Linked DNA regions of Homo sapiens: region 2 is linked to region 1. The links are chromatin contacts, found by Hi-C in ENCODE. All regions are on one chromosome and are shown on one strand. Each heading gives the region's core, a stretch centred on a gene start or an enhancer-like site at or near the end of the contact. The rest is flanking DNA. Distances are from core to core; before and after follow the strand shown.

Evidence for each region. Hi-C counts contacts between places; a loop is a spot of excess contacts on that map. Pooled maps may share reads with other maps.
Region 2: a loop to region 1 is called in a map of CD8-positive, alpha-beta T cell, with 31 times the contacts of the local background. The contact joins the promoter of NR1D2 here to the promoter of TBC1D5 in region 1. A Hi-C loop is called at or near these places in 1 of 168 maps with a recorded cell type or tissue (CD8-positive, alpha-beta T cell), 1 of 37 single-sample maps with no recorded cell type and 8 of 50 pooled maps.

The regions. Positions count from the first base shown.
Region 1 is chr3:17,740,199-17,744,594 of GRCh38, reverse strand. TBC1D5 (TBC1 domain family member 5) reads left to right here and starts at 1,964. Exons shown (of 23, transcript NM_001349074.2): 1 at 1,964-2,114. LOC105376975 (a long non-coding RNA gene) reads right to left here and starts at 1,651. Exons shown (of 2, transcript NR_135536.1): 1 at 1,477-1,651. RefSeq lists enhancers at 1,548-1,617, 1,575-2,278 and silencers at 1,738-2,047, 2,278-2,477.
Region 2 is chr3:23,943,240-23,947,635 of GRCh38, reverse strand. It overlaps NR1D2 (nuclear receptor subfamily 1 group D member 2), which reads right to left and starts at 2,350. Exons shown (of 8, transcript NM_005126.5): 1 at 2,042-2,350. The coding sequence starts at 2,057. LOC124909354 (a long non-coding RNA gene) reads left to right here and starts at 2,456. Exons shown (of 2, transcript XR_007095845.1): 1 at 2,456-3,981. It also overlaps a transcript of NKIRAS1 not described here. RefSeq lists silencers at 1,259-1,800, 1,297-2,486.

The DNA of each region.
Region 1 (4,396 bases), core at 715-3,214:
TCACTGCAACCTCCACCTCCTGGGTTCACACCATTCTCCTGCCTCAGCCTCCCGAGTAGCTGGGACTACAGGCGTGTGCCACCATGCCTGGCTAATTTTTTGTATTTTTAGTAGAGACGGGGTTTCACTGTGTTAGCCAGGATGGTCTCAATCTCCTGACCTCGTGATCCACCCGCCTTGGCCTCCCAAAGTGCTGGGATTACAGGCGTGAGCCACCGCGCCTGGCCCTGCAAAGTCTTTAAAGGCCTAGGCCTAGAAGTGACAGAGAGTAATTTTTGCCATATTTGATTGTTTAAGGCAGGTGACAGGTCCGGCCCAGACTCAAGGGCAGAGGACTATACATGGGCATGAATACTGGGAGGCACAGTTAATTGTGTGCCATAAGAAAATAGTCTACCACAAGGTCTGAATCTTGGGCTGAATATTTAGAATGGGATGCCATTAGCATAACCTGTGTGGTAGCTGAAACTATGAGGTGGGATCAGTCTGTGGGTGTATACAGTGGTAAATGCAGAAAAGAGTCCAACAGCTTTGTAAACATTTGAGAATGGAATCTTGAGGGTTGTCATTTTCCTAGTTTCTCAGAAGCCTCTGTTAATCCTATTTCTTCATATACATTCATCCCAGGATTTTCTGTCATTTTGTTGCTAGCCCCATTTCTTGACTATCATCTCAGTATTCACCAGTCTAACAGTGATGATGACTGGTCTAGCCAGAACTCCCAATTAGGGAGTTTTTACATTTTATTTATTTGATAAATAAATAAATCTGGCCGGATTAAATCTGGCCACAGGCACTAACTTAACCTGTTCAGTTTCTGCAACAGAAAGAGGGGCAACAGAAAAAGAGGGATCTCTGTGTGAAGTGGGGTGTTTGTCCACAAAGGTCTCCCACACAGGCATCTTCCTCTGAAGCTAGATAACCTTCAGAAATCTGACCTTTCTCTGACTTGGTTTCCTTTTCTGGACTAAACAGTATCAATTTTCGTTGGAGCTCTTTGTGAAGATAAGCTAATAAAATACCATAAATCTCTTTTACTAAGTGAAGCATTTACCACTCTAATTAACATTATGATTTAAAGGCTTTCATACTGGGGAAACAAACACCACCTTCCCACGTGCTTGGGTTAAAGGGGATCTTAAATCATGATTATGCAGAGACCAAGGGCAACGATAAAAGTTTTAGACATTCCCTGTGTTCTGATAGTCATCAGACGTTTAGGGAGATACTACAACACTGAAGACCCTGTCCAAGTTTATGAGATAAAGATAGAAACCACAGTCTAGTATTGTGGGCTTGTGAAAAAATAACTCCTAACCTTTATCTTTCTATGGGTTGTACTACAAGGTAGGTCTGCACAAAGTGCTAGTGACTCCTCTAAAGTAGGCAGGGGTAAGTTTCACGGAGAAAGTGACAGATGAGCTGAGTTAGAAGCCTACTCAGCCACAGAAAAATGTGGCATGGAAGGCCATTTACCTGTGACAAGGAAATGTAAATTCCTTGGCAGGAGAGCCAGGATCTCAGGAGAGTCCCTGGGACCCTCTGCTCCCCTTCTCAGTCCAACCCTGGGAAGATAGTTGGTGGATGTGAACCTCTGACTAAGACCCAGGAGCTGGTTCCCAGCCTCCAGCCGCGCGCCGGTTGGAAGCAGGGAGAGAAGGGAGGGGTAAAAGCCCTCAGGCGCATGCGCTCAGCAGCCTGCCGGCTCAGCCAAGGAGAGCTCTGCCCGCGGCTCACTCCCCACCTACTCGCTTCTCGCGCCTCGCGGGCCCCAGAAACCCGGACCCGAGAGCGAGCGCGTTGCGCTCGCGCGCAGACTTCAGGTCCCGTGCGGGCGCCTGCGCACGAGCTTCCCAGGCGCGCGGGCCGCGAGGTTATTAGAGGTGGAGCGCGGGGAGGGCGCGCGGCGGGAGGCGGCCGCCGTTACGGCGCGAGCGTGGTCACGTGGCCGCTGGTCACCGCCGCCACCCCCTCCCGCCCTGTTCTCTTTCAGGTCGGGCCGGGCCCGGCCGCTTCCGCGAGCGCCCTGCAGACTGAGGGAGAGAGAGAGAAAGAGGAGGGGAGGAGGAGGAGGATTCAGGGAATAGGAGCTGGGGAGCCCTTCTGCGCCACAGGTAAAATAAAATAATGATGATGATCGTAAAAAAGCCCAAGCCCTCTGAACGCCTCCGCCTTCCTCCAGTGCAGCCCCACATGCAGTCGTTCCCGCCCCGGCCTCCCACTCAGCCTCAGGACAGGTTTCGCCCCCCTTCGCGCCGCTGCTGCAGCCGCAGCCGCCGCCGCCTTCTCACGGGAGGGCCTGAGGGTGCCGCCGCCACGGCGGACGGGTTGCCGCACCGCCCCCCGTTTGTGCGCCTCGGAGTCGGCGTCGGGGGTGGATGGCGGGAGGGGTGGACCCTTCAGCTCCCTGGCGGGCAGGGCGGGCAGGGCGAGCTGGGCGGGGTGGCTGCTTGCAGTCTGCCTGCTTTCCCTGCCCCAGGAGGTCGGGGTCTAGACTGGAAGGCCAACTGCAGTAAAGGCAGGGCCTGGCGGCTGGACTAGTGCTCAACTTCCTACTTAGTAAATTTCCATGTTCATTTGGGCCCCGGGAAGCACGCTTCCTTCCCTAGCCGGAAGCGAAACGGGCCCTGAATCCTCAAACCTTAATAGTCTTTAGAAGAGAGAAGCCTTGACTTCACTTTTGAGGAAGGGAACCGTGACCTGGATTTAGTACGACTTAAGTTTATTCACACGTAAGAAACGGAGGTCTTTCAGGATAAGAGCAAAAAAAAAAAAAAAAAAAAAAAAAAAAAAATTCGCAGGGAGGGCAAATCCCGCTCCCCACCCCGACTTTTCCTGGAAAAACACACAGACCTTCACTACAAGATTCGATTCTACAAGTGACCTAGAATTTGTTCGATACCAGTTACTCGTTTTAGTTACAGGAATTATAATCTGTGTTTAAAGTTAACATCCTGTAGGTTTTTTTCGAATAATAACTTTCTGGAAAGAGTTCATTTGTCAACTCTGAATTGGACAAAATCCTAAGATTTTAACATGCAGGTTTCACACGTTTGGACCAGGTTGCCTGGAATTTCTAGACCCGGTAATTCTTTTGTAAACCTTTATAAGTGTTGTGCTCTTGCACAAAATACTTAAAGCAGGAAGCAATAAATAGGTATTGTTGAAAAATGAGCCTTTGCTATCGGTGGCAAAGAAATTCATTTATATATTGGTTTTTCTCTTTGGGCTTTTCTGATTCCGTGTCTTGGTACTTTTCATACCATATCTCTGAATTCATTTGTAAACTTGAGCATTTTTAATTTTTACAGCTATCTGCAGTATCACAGAACACTCAAACCTTAATGTGGGTGGGAATCACTTGGGGCTCTTATTAAAAATGCATTTTCTGGTTCAGTAGGCCTATGGTGCATTTTGATATTGTACATTTCTGATAACATGTGCAGCTGGACAAGGGACTATCTTTGAGTAGCAAGGAAGTGGATAACTTGTGTGCAAATAAATAAAGTGTTGTATTTATCAATAAACATGTTCTTTTTAATAACTCACCCCCGGGTGTAGAGGTGGCTTGGGAGAAGGGGCAAATGGCAGGATGAACTGAGAAAGCTTTCAGAGTGAGCAGGCTGAGTCTGGATTCCAGGGGAGGGGATAGGAAGAGTGCAAATATTGTGTCTGTATGCTGTATGGTGACTGCATCACCTGGTCTGTGAATTTTCCATTAGAAGCTTGGTGTGCTGTTAGGTGAAAGACTTGCTCAGCTATGCGTCATTGGGTTTTATCAACATATAGGCGAAAAAAATCCTGGTCTCTGAGTGTACAGCTGAGATGAAAATTTCTTTTATTGGAGGAAGTATTGAGTGTGTGCTCTCAAATGCGGCCTCAGTTGAGTAGTGCATTCCTGAGTTTTGGAAGCAAATTTGCAAACAATTGAGAGTCGTACAGTGGGTGTTCTAACTGGATTCAGGTTTTTTCTAATGTAATTTTTTCACACGTAAATTAAAAAGTTTAGAAATGTCACACATAACTTCATAACACTTTATGGAGAAATGGTTGTACTTTTAATTTTTTTCTTTTTATTTATACTCCAACTGACTGAGCAGAGGTTGTACTTCTAAATAACTTTGTGGAAGTTTTTAGTACCATAATTTTTATAATTTTCATTCCAGTCCTTTGATATTTATGACAGTACTTCTGAAGCGCTTACTGAGTGCCGGACACTGTTGTAAGTGCTTTACGGAACTTGACTTTTTTTTTTTTTTGAGACGGACTCTCGCTCTGTCGCCCAGGCTGGAGTGCAGTGGTGCAGTGGCTCGATCTCGGCTCACTGCCACCTCTCCCTCATGGTTTCAAACACTTCTCCTGCCTCAGCCTCCCAGGTAGCCAGGATTATAGCCGC
Region 2 (4,396 bases), core at 1,101-3,600, 6.2 Mb before region 1:
ACGTGAAAGGTCCTAGTTGACTGCAAGGTTACTGTGAGTCAGCAAAGCAACATGCCAAAAATACTAAGCCTGCCAGGGAATTCATTTGCAACAGGATTCAAGACAAAGAGGGCAACTTGGAACTTGATAATCATCCAACCACTTCCACAAGAGCCTGTTCACTTCTGGGTGCTCCATCCCAAACGGCAACAAGGATGATGAGTGATCAGAAAAAACAATGCTGGGCAAGGACAAAGAGATGAGAACTGTAAATGGAAGAACTGAAGGGGGAAGGGGATGGTCAACATTCATCCGGAGGAATTTTTATAATGTGCCTTGCTCCACGAGGCAAGATTTAGATCAGCGAAGTATTGGAAGAGGGCTCAAACCAGAGAAAAACTTCCTAATTGAGCCAGCCCTTATGAGGTTACTAAAGCTATTAGAATTCATGCTAAAGGGTGGGTTAGAAGAGGTTCACCCTGATCACCTCTGAATTCTAACATGTAGAAGTTTAATTCTATGATAAACTCATAAAATTTTAAAAATACCCTCAAAGGCTAAGTAGGCCGATTAGGTAATCAAAACACAATTAGATCCAGATTTTTGTGAGACAACAGGTTAAAAAAAATAAGTAAATTCTAAAAATACGTAAATAAAATTAGAAAGTGACTTTATTTTTACTTTTGGTGAAAAGTTCACAATACATTTGTTATCGAGGCAAGATTCTTAGAGGCGCATTGCAACTCAAAAAATAAAACAAAAGCTGGCTGTTTCCATAACCTCACTCACTTCAGATCTACCTCATCATTTGGGGCAGACAAAAGGAGGGAAGGGCACCCTGTTGTTCCGTTGCAATGTAACAAAATGTGACAAGAAAAATATTTATAAAGCCAAATTCTCTTGATCAGATTCAGGAAAAGTCAGCGACCCACAGGTTAATTTTTTTTTAATTTAAATGAAGAATGTCCAGTCTTACATATGGTGTTGGAGTCACCTATGATCACCTGAGTCATCCTGACCATACGTGAGCTGCACGCTCAGCTGCGGGTGTGACCCGTTTACTGGAAAACTCCAGCCCGAAGGGATCTGGAAGCAGTTTTTAAGACTGTGTGTGTATGAGACAGGTCGCGTCCTAGAGCAAACGGTTTTTTTTGTAAACAGACGGCATCCTAACAGGGGCGGTGCTACCCAGTCTGCGGGGAGTCGCTCGGGATCGAAGCACCTCAGAGCTCCTTCGAGCGTATCCCTTCGGGAAAGCCCCACGCCTTCCCCGAGGCGCCTCCTCCGGCCTGCAGCACGCCCTCGTCCTGCACTTCCTCCTCGGAATCTGCAAGGTATGCAGCTACCAGCCTCCCCAGGCGCCGGTTCGTTTGGTTTGCGCGGGGTCCGCGCCTTGGGGTCACCTCGCGAAAAGAGCGTGCGGCGTCCGGTGCACTGCGGTGTCAGCGCCCGCTTCGGGGACGCCCCGCCGCGGGGGCTCAGCGGGCGCGCACGCGCGGCCTCCTCCGCAGTGTGCAACCCCGCGGGGGAGGAGGGAATCGCGGCGACGTCACTGCCCCGAGGCTTCCAAAGGGGCGGAGCCTCCCGGGAGGCTGCGGCGCTCCCAGCCAGCGCGCGCGCGCGCGCCCCCGCCCCCACGTGTCCCTGCGGCCCCGGGGAATGTGGGTCAGGGAGCCGAGCGGCCTCACGTGTCCCCGCCCGCCGCCGCCGCCTCAGCGCCCATTATGTAATGCCGCGTCACGCGCCCGCCCAGCCAACCGGCGCCCGCGCGCCGCCGAACGTAAACACAGCGCGCACGTGGCTCGCGCGGCCGGGCCATGTGAGGGGGGGGCCGGGCCGGGCGCCGGCAGGCCGCGCTGCGGCTTTGCAGGGAGACAAGAGGGCGGGCGCCGGGCGGCCCGGGGGGCGATGGGAACCGAGCCAGAGGCGGACACGCGGCGCGCAGCAGCCCACCCCGCCCCACCGGCCATGGGGACACCCCCTGCCGCCGCCCCCCAAAGTGCCCCGCGGGCTCTGAGCGCTCCCTCCGGCCATCCCCCACCCGCCGCAGTCCGGTTCTTACCTGCATTCACCTCCATGGTGCCCTCGCGGAGGCGGCCGGGGCCGCCCGCTTCCCGCAGAGGGGGCAGCGCCGCCGCCGCCGCCTCAGCGCCGCGCCGCCCCGGGCTGGAAGCAGCGGTGGTCGCGGGGCCCCCTCATGGGCAGAGCGGGCGGGGCTCCCGGGCCCCAGGCCGTGCAGCGCACAGCAGGCTGCAGCGAGAGAGGGTGGCGGCGGCCGGCGAGCGGCGCTCCTCGCTGGGTCCCTGACAACAAAAGCGGCGGCGCGGCGGCTTCCTGCAGCCAGCGCACCGCGGCGGCGAGGGCGGCTGACGGGGAGGGCAGCCGCGACCATGTGACCCGCGCACACACCCCCTCCCTCCGCCCGCCCTCGGCCGGCCGCTGCGGCGACCTCCGCCCCGCCGCTCCCCTCCCTCCCGCCCGCTTCCCGGCTCCCCGGCTACCCTTTTCTCCTGCGCTTCCCCCTTCTCCCCTTCCTTCTCCTTGCCGAGCCCCTCCTCTTCCTTCGTTTTTCCCCTCCGTGCCGTAAACCTCTTCTCCGTTTCCCTCCGCCGCATATTCCTCCCCTCCTCCTCCTCTTTCCTCTCCTCCCGGCTGCCTTTCCCGCCTCTGGCCGGGAGTCCTCTCCACGCCCTGCCCCCCAACCTGGTGGCTCTTAGGTCAAAGCGGTGGCTTGGCGCCGAGCAAGGGTGATTCTCAGGACCCCGGCTGGGCCGGCTGGTTCGGGCTTGCTCAACCCTTGCGCCCCCCACCCCCACCCCCCGCTCCCACCCGACCGACCTCCAAACGCTGGTCTCTGAGGGCACAGACCCTTCCCTTTCCCTCTGCACCCTCTAGGTGATTTTATCCAATCTCATAGCTTAAGTAGACCTATGTTCTTGTGATTCCCAGATTTATATTTCAAGCCAAGACCTCTCTTCTAATCTCCAGATTCCTACATCCAGCAGCCCGTTTGATTATGCCGCTTTTTTGCATCTCAGATTTTAGACGGGTGTACGCGTGTGTCCGAACTCAGCTAATGTGCAGTCAAGATCTGGGCGTTTCACCTTGAATGTAAATTTTAGATCAAAAGAAAAAAGCTAGACATAAATTGTATGCGTGCTGAGGTGAATTCTGAGGAAAGTGCATTGATGCCCGCAATTTAAACGCATTACTGAAGTAAGATGGGCTGATAGAGGCATGAATAGATGATATGGTAAGATGTTAAACTTAGGCGATGGGGATATGGGTGTTGCTTGTAAAACTCTTTCCAGTTTGCTCTGAAATTCTTCACTATAGAAGGTGGGGAAAATGTCACGTGGAAGACATATTTACATGTGCAACACCCTATTTCCCCACCCCCCAGGTTTCTTCACCATATCAATATTTACTGTTTTGGTAAATCTGCAAGTTCCTGAAGCCAGCAAAATTATGTTTCTCTCCTAACACTCTCACAGCCTTTTATTCTCCATTCAATCCATTAGCAAGTCTGAGCTATTCTACCTTCAAAATATGTTCAATCCCTGTTTCTCACCGTTGGTATTGCTAGAGCAAACCATTATCTCTTGCCTCAGCTACTGCTCTGGTTCCCTAACTAGGAGAGTGCTTCTTGGGTCCTCCTACAGTCACTTCTCCCCAGCAGTCAAAGTATTATTTTTAAAATGTAAATAAGATCTGATTACTCTGCTGAAAACCCTCCAATGGCTTCGTGTTACACTTTGAAAAAATTCAACGACTTAACCTGACCTGCTTCGCCCTGCACAGATGTGGGTCCTGCTTCTCTTTCCAAGGCTGTCTTGATACCCAAACCCTTCTAAACACAGTTCCCTAATCACGGTAGCCCTCTATTCTTCCCTACTTCTGGAATTTATCACCCTCATGTGATGCTGATGGAAGAGTTCCCCAGGCCACGCTTTGTAGCTTGCTTGCTTTTTCATGTATCAACTACCATCTACTTCTACACAGGTAAAATGAGGTTAATATGAACAGTCTAGAAGGCAGAAAAGAAATCATAAAAGAGGATACCACTCTAAAAAGGCTGTGTACTGTATGATTCCAACTATACGACATTCTAGAAAAGGCAAAACTGGGCTGGGCGCGGGGGCTGACGCCTGTAATCCCAGCACTTTGGGAGGCCAAGGCGGGTGGATCACCTGAGGTCAGGAGTTCAAGACCAGCCTGACCAACATGGAGAAACCCCATCTCTACTAAAAATACAAAATTAGCCGGGGTGGTGGCGCATGCCTGTAATCCCAGCTACTCGGGAGGCTGAGGCAGGAGAATCGCTTGAACCCGGAAGGCGGAAGTTGCGGTGAGCCGAGATCGCGCCATTGCACTCCAGCCTGGGCAAAAAGAGCAAAACTCTGTCTCAAAAAAAGGA